2 separate regions of the Homo sapiens genome follow, and region 1 is linked to region 2. The links are chromatin contacts, found by Hi-C or POLR2A ChIA-PET in ENCODE. All regions are on one chromosome and are shown on one strand. The core of a region is the stretch at or near the end of the contact, and the rest is flanking DNA. Distances in the headings are between cores, read along the strand shown.

Region 1 (5,378 bases), core at 444-2,943, 750 kb before region 2:
GAATTTACTTCTGTTGTCCGCAAACGTAGTGGTGGTCGGCCTCGTACTCTACTCATCTACTCCTGTTTATCGCAGGTGGGATAGGGAGGAGAGCTGGTGGAGAGGGGAGGGAGATGGTGCAGGGAAATGTACAAGTTGTAAACATTGTTGTGCTCATGGTTTCTCTTATTGGCTGTTATCCTCTAGATAGTTTTTAAAGTAGTACTTATTATTTCTTTGAGTTTTTCTGGACACGTTTTTTTTTTTTTTTTTTTTGAGACGGAGTCTCGCTCTGTTGCCCAGGCTGGAGTGCAGTGGCATGATCTCGGCTCTCTGCAAGCTCTGCCTCCTGGTTCACGCCATTCTCCTGCCTCAGCCTCCCAAGTAGCTGGGACTACAGGCGCCTGCCACCACGCCCGGCTAGTTTTGTGTATTTTTAGTAGAGACGGGGTTTCACTGTGTTAGCCAGGATGGTCTTGATCTCCTGACCTCGTGATCCGCCTGCCTCGGCCTCCTAAAGTGCTGAGATTACAGGTGTGAGCCACCGCGCCCGGCCTTCTGGACATCTTTTTTATTGCTCTGTGGTATTACGTTTTTGCCAGATATACTGGGTAGATAGGACGCTCTTGTTAACTTGCCAAAATGATGGCTAGATTCTGGGTTAGTTCAAGGTCCTTGATTTCCCTGGAGAACTCAAAGTTCCTTTATGCTGTCCCCATCACTGAAGCTGTCACAATAATATAATAATATAATAATAATAATGGAATGTTGCTTTGAGTTCCCTAGGGATTTCTGAGTTAGATAAATGGTAAAGATTCAGAAGTCATGTGAAGTTTTACCACATTGGTTTGACCTACATGTTTGTATATTCAGCTTCAAAGCTCAGAAGTCATTACTAGCATAGAGACTGAATAAATGAAAAAGAAAGCTTAGCAATCATCATTATTTTATTATGTTGTGAGAAAGATGGAAAATGCTACTAAAGTTTTGTTGAGAATTATTAAACATGTTCCTGCTTTTTGTTCTCAGAATTCTCTAATCCAATAAAATGTTCTATTGAGCTTTTTATCTTAATTGAATTTTCCATTTTTTTCCTAATACATAGCCAGTAATTTAAAACAAATTAAGTAATTTCCCAGAGCTTAGTAGAATTAGGTTGAATCAAAGGGAACTATCACCATATTTCTTTAGTGAATATATTCAAGAAGCTTTGTTTGCCAAGTTTGATTTAACTGGAGTGATTAATAGTACCAGCAAAGCCCGTATTTCTGTCTTCCCAATGCGAAATTTTAGTTTACCTACATTTTCCACGCACTAGTGTCACAACAAAATACTAAGTCATAATTGCCTCTTTCCCTTATAGTTAGAATTCTGTCATTAAAAATAATAATCCTGGTTTATCTAAAAGCATGGCATTTTTTTTTGTCTGGTTACAAACATAATGTTACCTGCTTTAAAAGTGTGTACTGCAGGATAGCTTAGAGAGTTTTCCGACCAGAGTTTGTTCACTGCCCTCCTCTCTCCTACCTCCCTCCTCTACGCAGGGAATCACAGACACGGCTCAGACCATTTATGAAACTGCGGCTCGAGAACACGAGAGCAGAGGGGTGACTGGTGCCGTGGGCGAGGTTCTGCGCCAGATTCCTCCGGCAGTGGTGAAACCTCTGATTGTTGCCACAGAAGCAACGTCAAACGTGCTGGGTGGCATGAGAAACCAAATTAGGCCAGATGTCCGGCAAGACGAGTCACAGAAATGGCGCCACGGGGATGACTGATGGCTTGGAACTGACAGTGTGAAGATAAGGAGAGTGGAACCAGGAGCTCAGAGTCCTGACAGCAGCTTCAGAGGAAGCTCGTTTAATTTTATTGTGCTCATCTCAGGAACAAAAGCATTTTTTAGTTAAATAATTTAACATCAAAACAACATGCAACCAAAAACTTCTGACATTTATAGTTGATACTTGCCTATAGAAATGTTTGGTGGCTGGTGTCAAAGGTCCTTAAAGCATTTGCTGCCAAGTTAGTGGAAGGCTCACTTTTGTTAAGATGACTGTAATTCTCCTTGTTACCGACGAGAGATCATTGGAAGCTGCCTTCTAACACTTTGTGTAGCTCTGTGGAGTTGGATTTTCTTAAGGTTTAAAAAGAATCACAGCTTCGGAACTTTTAACTGAAAATGAGAGACAGAAGCCACAGGGGAAGCAAAGCAAATAGGATTTTCAATATAAATATCAGTGTGGAAAAATAACCTATTCTGTTGAATTTAGTGTTCATGCACTTGAGAACAACATTATTTCCATTTACTCCGAAAATCCTTCTGTGGGGGTTTGAGAAAGTGAATGTTGCAGACATGTTCTGTTGTGTTGCACTTTATCCTGTGTTTATGTGTATGTGTTTTTAGATTAATTCAAGTTGTGTGCTATATTTCTTGTATAATTTACAAAGTTACACAAAATATAAAGAGCAGTAAACTTGTCTGAAAGTTTTTGGCAAAGGAAGGTAACTTCAATGTAATAGCTTCCTTTAAGAGTACAGGAAAATGCATTCTGTAATGAAGTGGGGCCCATGTAATTGTTTATATTTTCAGTTTTAAGCAGGTATAGTGCAGGCTTGTTAGGAATGTGTGGAAGGGAAGATTGGAAGTGATTTTTCCTCTTTTAAAAGTAAACAAAATTCTTCAAATATGCCCTAGTTAACTATTTCAGCATACCATTTTTACTTGGTTAACAGTGTACATTTTGATAACCTATCAGGAATGAATAAAGTATTTTTATTTAAAGGTGATATTGTTTTATGCTTCCATGAATATTTTGCTTTTCTTAGAGCATATTCATAGATGCAGTACTGTGATTTACCACAAGATAATTGGGAACACTTTCTCAAAATCGATTTTGGTTAATATCAGGTAAATCATTACCTAGGAGTAAGAGGGAAATTGTTGTCAATTCCTGACTTTAGATTGATCCAGCAGAAAGAAAAGGTGGAACTTTGTATATATCCACTGTTGAAAGTTGCATGACCTGACTTCCTGTTTTCTAAAGTTGGGGGAATATTATTGAACTTCAATTTCAGAACTGCATTTCAATTTGGGGCTTGGAAAATGTAGTTAAATCAATTTCGTTCTCTAAATTTTCTAAGCAGGAAAGCAATGTAAACCAAAAATCAAAATGTTTAGAATTTATAAAAATGGGGTTATATAGCTTTTAATTTTAGTTTCCTTTTTACTGCCAAAAAACTTAAAAAGACAACAGCGTAACCACCTGTTTAAGCACCGTGGGACCATCTCTTATTCGGGTAGAGCCTGGTCCTGGCGACACACTAACAGGAAGGCGTGCTGTGTTACCGGGAAGGCGCCTCTGGCTGTGGGGTGCGTTCTGACCACCCCGCTCAGATGCCAGCATTTTCCATTTGCCCTTAAGGAAACTTGCTATGTGTGTTAACCCAGTTATGATTAGTCAAACTGGAAAACACTTGATCAAACTTAAAATTGTAAAATCTGTCTAACTTTTAAATATACTTTCCACAGTTGTACTTAAGTTCAATTAACTACAGTATAGAGAAAAATAATTATTCTCTTCTTTGCACCCGGAGTTGCAAACAAATTAAGTTTACAAATCTCATTTAAACATATATCTTTGTAATGTAATCTCCGCGGTTCTTTCTTTGTTCTACCCTCCTGCACCTGTTGTCGATGTAATCATTTTGGGAACAGAAACGTTGTGTCTCAAAAAGATTCGTTGTCAGTTCAGCCAAGATGTTCTTTACCTGAGATTCTGGAAAGATGTTTATCTATATCGGAACACTTCTACATTATTAAATGTCCTTAAGCTTTTTCTTTTTTACAAGTGTCTTTTCAGACTTTGGTGTTGTGATGACACAGTAGAAAGAGCGTGGCTAGAATCCGTGGTTTGCCACATCTGCAGCTTACCAAACGGATGACTTGTCCAGGACATCTGATCCCTGTAAGCCTCAGCATCCCTCCTGGTAAATGGAGGGTTTTTTACGACAAAGCCCAAAGGGAGGTTTTGGATGATTAGGCTGTGTGTGCGTGTGAGAATGATCACATGTGGCGTCATGCTTTGTACAGAGCCTCAGACCACTGGGCCTCGTCCAGTGAGAGTCCTCTCTGGCGACATCACACGCGGAGCAGCCAGGGGCCACCTTAGATCTCAGATCTCTCAGAGCAATACTTTTCTGAACTGCCACTGTGCCTGGGTGGTTGGGTTGGTGTCATGCTTCTGACTAGAGTAGATCGCGCATGTCCACCAGTGATACGTTGAGTCCTTACAGTTCCCCCCATGGAGTCCCATAAGCAGCTCCATCGAGATCTGTCAGCAAGTTGCAGGACCCCACAATGTTCTGACATGTTAAGACCCCCTTACATGACGAGTAGAGAGGCAGCTGAGGCCACAACCGTGTCTTCCTCTTGAATGGAGCTAACTCGGAACCCCCCGTTTTCTCTTCCTTTCTGCCCACCACTGAACATTGCCTTTTAGATAACTCAGTGTTTCTTCTAGATGTCATAGCAATAGACTTTCACTTTCATGAAGTTTGGGTACGATTTGGATTCTCGCTTAAGTACATATATTTATCAATATTTTTATAAGGCAAAGTTCACTTAAAAAATCTTTCCAAGTAGCAGTGTGCCTAAGATGGCAAAATACTAAAAACTGGTGTTTCCTGCTCCTGTTGTGTGTCACTTTTCAAGCCGATTGAAATATTTCTGGCTTTTAGGGCATTACTTTTTAACTATCTCCTTTAAAAACGATGTTCTGTAGGTTTAGTGTCTTTGTTCATTTCCAAAAGAGTCCAGACAACTGTGTCTGCCCCTGCAGAGGCTGTTTGTCCAAAGGCAGCATGCCGCTTCCACCGGAATGCAGACAGCAGGGGAGCGGAATTCTAAAGCAGCGACTTAAAATGAGGAATCCCCAATTGCACTAAATGGTTTCAGGATTGACTAATCATTGTCTTAACATTAACTCAGATTTTCAATGTGTAAAGAGCTGTGTGACTTGGCGTCTGAGAGATCCCTCTGCTTTGCTTTGCTTCAGAGTCCTCGCACCCGCATCCTCAGAACTGTGGGGCATGGTGGGCTCTAACGAGCACTCCCCTTCTGTTTTCCTTCATTACTTTTGACCTCCTTAAGACTTCAGAGAGAATGTCCGTCAAGTTCTTTTCTCCATCAAGTTCTTTAAGTTCCTTGAAAGGAAGGGACTGTGCAAACACAAAGCAATATTCTTTTGTATCTGCAAATGCATCAGCTGGACATACCAATTGGTATCAAATAGAATAAAATCAAATATAAATGTTTGAGTCTTAGGTTAAAAAGGAAGGTTATTTGTATAGTTTATAGATAATGAAGGAAAAATTTCTTTTTCATTGCAGGAAATCTTGTTTAC
Region 2 (4,940 bases), core at 1-2,500:
GGAGCAGGCCCTTGTGCCTGGCCTCTTCCTCCTCCCCTACTCAGATAAGACTGGCGAATGCACGTGGAGTACTTGGAAAAGATGCTTATTAGCTGCAGCCTTCCCTCTCCCGGCCTAATCCATCTGGTCCCTGGTGCCCTGGCCCCCTGGGCTCCAAGGCTGAGCCAGTGAGTTAGCCCAGGGCCCAGGAGCCAGGGCTGCTTCTTTTCCCCACAAACCTCTCCAAGCCCTGGCCCACATAAATTCAGCCCTGTGCTTGAGTATCTAAAGCCAAATGTCATGACTCTTCCCCGACAACATAGATCCCGACTAAGGTCAGCCGACAGCTGTCCCAACCCTTTGCTTGTAGCAACCACAGAGGATGATGCTTGACACCCTGAGCCGTGAGCCAAGCGAGATCAGCCTCCGACCTCACTAGCCTCAAGGGCAACCTCAGCCCTCTCCCCACCATCGACAGCCCTAGACCTTACCCACGAGTAGGCCAATGGCTTCCAACCTCCCCAAAGTGTCCGCGAAAGTACCTATCTCACAGTGGGTCCTTACTATGAGTTTCCTAACCGTGCAGAGCAGTCAGGCAGCGGGCCACCCTCCTCCGAGTCAGTCATTGACAAATCGCCCCGAAACGCCTATATTAGCTCGAAGTGAGGATAAGTGAACCTTTAGGACTTTACCTACTGCTCAAGTTGGCAACAGTACAGAGCCCCAGATCCTCAAGACCCAGTGAAATCAACTACACCCTCAGCCCAGACTCTACTCCAGGGCAGTACTCCTCGCCCTAACCCGGCTCGAACCTTCAGACAGACCCCGGCGGATGGAGCCCCGCTCCCCAGCCCGGCGCGGCGGAACCCCTCGGCCTCGTGCAGCGATGCTCCTGGGCCCGGGGCGGAGGGCGCCTGCCCGGCACACTGGCCTGACCTTGTCGGAGCTCCGGGTCGTCCAGCACGTTGTAGGCCGCGTAATCGCGGACGCCGTGCAGCCGCAGGATCTGCACCACGGCGTTGCTGAAGCCGCACTGGGGCTGCTCCGGCGTCCCCTTGAGGAAGACCACCACCTTGTCCTTCTTCACCAGCGCGTCCAACTGCTCCGCCGAGCCGCCGCCGCCCGCGCCCGAGCCCGCCGCCCGCACGCCCGGACCCCAAAGGCCACCGCCGCCCGCGCCGCGCCCCCAGCGGAGCAGAGCCGCCGCAGCTCGGCCGAGGGACCCGCTCATCTCCGCACGCAAGCCGGAGCCCACGACGGCCCGGGCCCACAGCTGGCCACCCAGAGCGCTCCCCGGCCCGCGGCAGTCCGACCCGCCCCCTGGAGGCCCTCATTGGGCCGGCTCTAAACTGCCCTCCGTGATTGGACAATACTGATCAGTAATTACTCGATTCCACCAATCATGTTGCTCGTCCCGCCCGGCAGGTAGGAGGTGGGCCTTATGCCGGAGCCTCATCCTACTGCCTTACTATTGGTCGTCGGCAACCGCTTTGTTAGTTAATTGGAGAGACTGGATGTCCATCAGGGTCACGCTTGCAGGGCAACGAGAGGCAAAACAAGAGGGAAGACGACTTTCCTCCTGTGAGCCAATGAGGCCAGCTGGACTACGCCGAGACAACTGGGAGAGGCGCGGGACTCGCCCGTTCCGCGGAACGCCGGGAAGGGGTCACCTCCTGATGAAGTTTCCGGTTCCGGTGTCAGCGGCGGTTGAATTGCCATGGCAATGCGGTGGGCGCGCGCTTGTCGTGTTGGTCTCTTGGGAGGTAGCGGGGCTAGGCCGGGCGGGTATCCGCCTCTCCCAGCTTAGGTGAGCGTCCCCGGGCGCCTCCGGAGCGCCGCGGCCGCATGCAGTTCGTCGTGGCGGGGAGCCGGAGCCTGACCGGGGTTCCAGCGCTCGGGCCGTAGCCTTGGCTCCTGGACTTTCCCTGGCTCCGCCGCCACGTGGGAGCTGAGGCTCTGGGGCTTCCGCCTCCGGCGCGCGATTATTTCTCTAGAACAGTTTTCATTTTTAAAATTTGTAAAGCGCTTTTGCCTGTGTGATTTCCTCTGGGTTTTTTTTTTTTTTCTTCCTTTTTGTAGAGACGGAATTGGCGGCGGGGGCGGGGGGTCGATGTCTCACTTTTTTGCCCAGGCTGGTCTCGAACTCCTGGCTTCAAGGGATCCTCCTGCCTCGGCCTCTTAAAGTGCTGGGATTACAGGCGTGAGCCACCGCCCCCGGCCGCCTCTGAGTTTCCAGCCTCGTTGGCCCTCCAGCCTTTTAACCTGTTGGGCCTAGGATCAGGAAAGGTTTGTTGAATGGGGAACTAAGAAGTGAATTCGTTCGTTCGACAAACGTTTCCTGAGCAGCCGCTGGGTGCTAGGCGCAGTGCCAGCGCGGAATGTCCAGGGAGACCTGGTGCCCAAAGCTTGGACCCATCGTGAGAAATGAGAAGCAGATACAAAGCAGTGTGGGAGTGCAGAGGAGACAAAGCAAGCCTCATCAGGCCCATTGCTTGCTCTGCTCTCCCTTGTACTTACCAGTGCTTGACAATATACAGTTATTTACTAGCTTGGTTATTGACTTCCTACCCAGCACTCAGTTTTATTCACTGCTGTATCCTCAGTGCCTAGGACGATGCTTGGAACGTGGTAAGTGCTCCTATTGGCGGGAAGAATAAATCCGGAAGAGCAGGACCAGTGGACTTGCTACATAATCTGTAGTCTTGGAGCCGCACAGGGTTGGTGGTACCCTCGAGCACACCAGACTTGCAGAAAAAGCATACTCCAGAGGAAGCTGAGGCATGCCTGCTCGAGAGCCAGCTGTTCCATGTGCAATTTTCCTCTGATAGTTTCTGGTCACTGTTGCCACGGTGATAATGACTGGGCTATGTCATTATCTATCCGCCAACAGTAAGAGAAGCTTTGCAGTCGAGATATTGTTTAGCAGATGGAGTGTTTTCTGTTGAACACTAAGTACTGCCACAAGTTACTTTTTTTTTTTTAAACTTTGAGTATTTTTTTACAATGTTGCTGGAGGTGATCTGTTTATGCTTTGAGAGTGTTCGAATTTAAAATCAGAAAATCATGTCAGTGAGTGAGTCTTTCAAATAATCCTTCGGCATGAAACCTGAGCCTAGTAAACTATGAAAGTAAACTCGGCACATTACCCGAAAGTCTCAATGTCATATTTTCACCCCCATCAATATTATTGATGATTGCTCATTTTCTAATGTGGGACCTGAAATTTACCAGGTGCTTAAAGAATCTTTTTGTTTTTCAGATTCATTGATTCCAGGTAAATCAGAGGAACAAGCAACATGAACAGAAATATGTAGAAAAAGCTATTATGCAGAAGCATAATTGTTGTTTCAGAAGTCCAGCATCTGGTGCACTTAACAATAGAGAATATATTAAACTCTTTCCAAAATAACCTGTTGTTCCTACCTGTGTTGTAAGTGTTTTGTTTGTTTTTAAGTAAATATTGGTGATTTGTTGCCAAAAACCTAAACTGTTTGTTGCTGTCAACTTAAATAACGAACAGAGAGAGGCTCTCTAAAAGAAAATGGCATTTATTCAGGAATAGAGCACTGCAATGAGAAAATGCATGCGATAGTTAACTGTGTGTATCCTGGGAGATAGAGGAAGACAAAGGTCTTTAAAGGAAAAATGAGGAGGGTTACATAATTGTTTTGAGATAATTATTTTTGACTACAAGGATCAGTAACAAAGGTGACACCAGTCCCAGGTTGGACAGGCAGGTGCTCGGCAGGCATTGCAGAAGTATTTTTTGTGTAAGATTGAGATGGCCTTTGTGCAGGATTGTGGTTTTGGAATCTTCTGTGATCGTTTTTGCTATCAGGCATTTATGCTTGCGAACTCTTTATGGCCTTCCCTGTGTCTATTTTGATTCCACCTTTCTCATTGCCCACTCTAAACTGTAATTCTGCTTTTATGTTGACTGAGATCAGGAGAAGAATTTGCAAACTTATATCCTGAGACAGAACAGTAATGAGGAGTATCGTGTTCCTTACCTAATGTATAATATTGGGCTCAGAAGCAGTTGTCTTTTTTATTTGTTGAACGTTGTATTAAGTTGAGAATGCAGCTGCCATTAAAGATTAAGAGTAATCCTTGAGAAGGAAGAGTACAAAGCCTGTGTTTTGCTAAATCATAGTGAAGTTGCCGTGTTTTTGTAGAATATGATAAGAACATACAGTGTGTGAAATGCTAAGGATATGGAAAAGCATGTTGGTGCTCTTTCAAGGAGCTATTTTGATAGCATGAGCAAGGGCAGGAAACAGATCATGTATCTGAACCAAAGAAATTGAAACAATACATCTAAATTTAAATTTTTAATAAAACAACCCAAAATATAGTGAAATACTTAGCACCAAACATCAGTGATCTTAAGAAGCAAAGAAAACAGTATTCAAAATACTTCGTCCAAAGTATCAGACTTTTGCATAAAGTTTGGCATTTTGGTTTTGAGATTCCTCTTTAGTCCTATGATGAAAACATGACAAAATATACATCTTAAATAAACAGTTGTCATCAGTCTGCATCTATGACCAGATGTTTTGGGTGTTTTGAGTAAATGGCCTGTCTTAGCATGTGATGGCTTCCTGCCTCGTGAACATTAGTGAAGAGGTGAGGGTGGGAAGTACTCAGGAACTTCTGAGAATCCTGGGATTTGAGTCACAGGATTGGTTAAACCCCAAACTAAATAATCATGCCGTGTAAACATGCTGACTCAGGCATCCTAAAAATGTTTTTCTTCCTTGTGTTTATTTATAGATAAGGCTTTACTATATTTGGTAGAACTCCTGTTTTCTATCCACTTCTCCAAAAACAAATTCGCCATTGAATTCATCGTGTAAACCTCCACATATCTGAGATAGCTTCTTCCGTTTATCAGCCCCAAATGAAGAACTAGAGTTCAGATTATTGAACTGAAGGTGATGCTTTATCTGAGCACTCCACAT

Evidence for each region. Hi-C counts contacts between places; a loop is a spot of excess contacts on that map. ChIA-PET counts read pairs that join two places held with the same protein, here RNA polymerase II (POLR2A). Pooled maps may share reads with other maps.
Region 1: a loop to region 2 is called in a map of sigmoid colon, with 3 times the contacts of the local background. The contact joins the enhancer-like site here to the promoter of GLRX5 in region 2. A Hi-C loop is called at or near these places in 2 of 168 maps with a recorded cell type or tissue (endothelial cell of hepatic sinusoid and sigmoid colon) and 2 of 50 pooled maps. POLR2A ChIA-PET finds 5 or more read pairs at or near these places in 1 of 52 experiments (naive thymus-derived CD4-positive, alpha-beta T cell).

Annotation. Positions count from the first base shown.
Region 1 is chr14:96,282,131-96,287,508 of GRCh38, reverse strand. It overlaps ATG2B (autophagy related 2B), which reads left to right. Exons shown (of 42, transcript NM_018036.7): 42 at 1,524-5,378. The coding sequence ends at 1,754. Among named protein-coding and RNA genes, the nearest start is that of BDKRB1-AS1, 16 kb to the right of the region's middle. RefSeq lists enhancers at 945-1,114, 4,649-5,189. Within about 2 kb of position 1,693, at least 4 of the 41 ENCODE cell types and tissues checked have a DNase peak (open chromatin) inside an H3K27ac peak, as active enhancers do.
Region 2 is chr14:95,531,360-95,536,299 of GRCh38, reverse strand. GLRX5 (glutaredoxin 5) reads right to left here and starts at 1,250. Exons shown (of 2, transcript NM_016417.3): 1 at 916-1,250. The coding sequence starts at 1,210. SNHG10 (small nucleolar RNA host gene 10) reads left to right here and starts at 1,428. Exons shown (of 1, transcript NR_003138.3): 1 at 1,428-3,388. It also overlaps SCARNA13. RefSeq lists silencers at 818-877, 1,088-1,377 and enhancers at 1,518-1,977, 1,241-2,030, 2,031-2,820.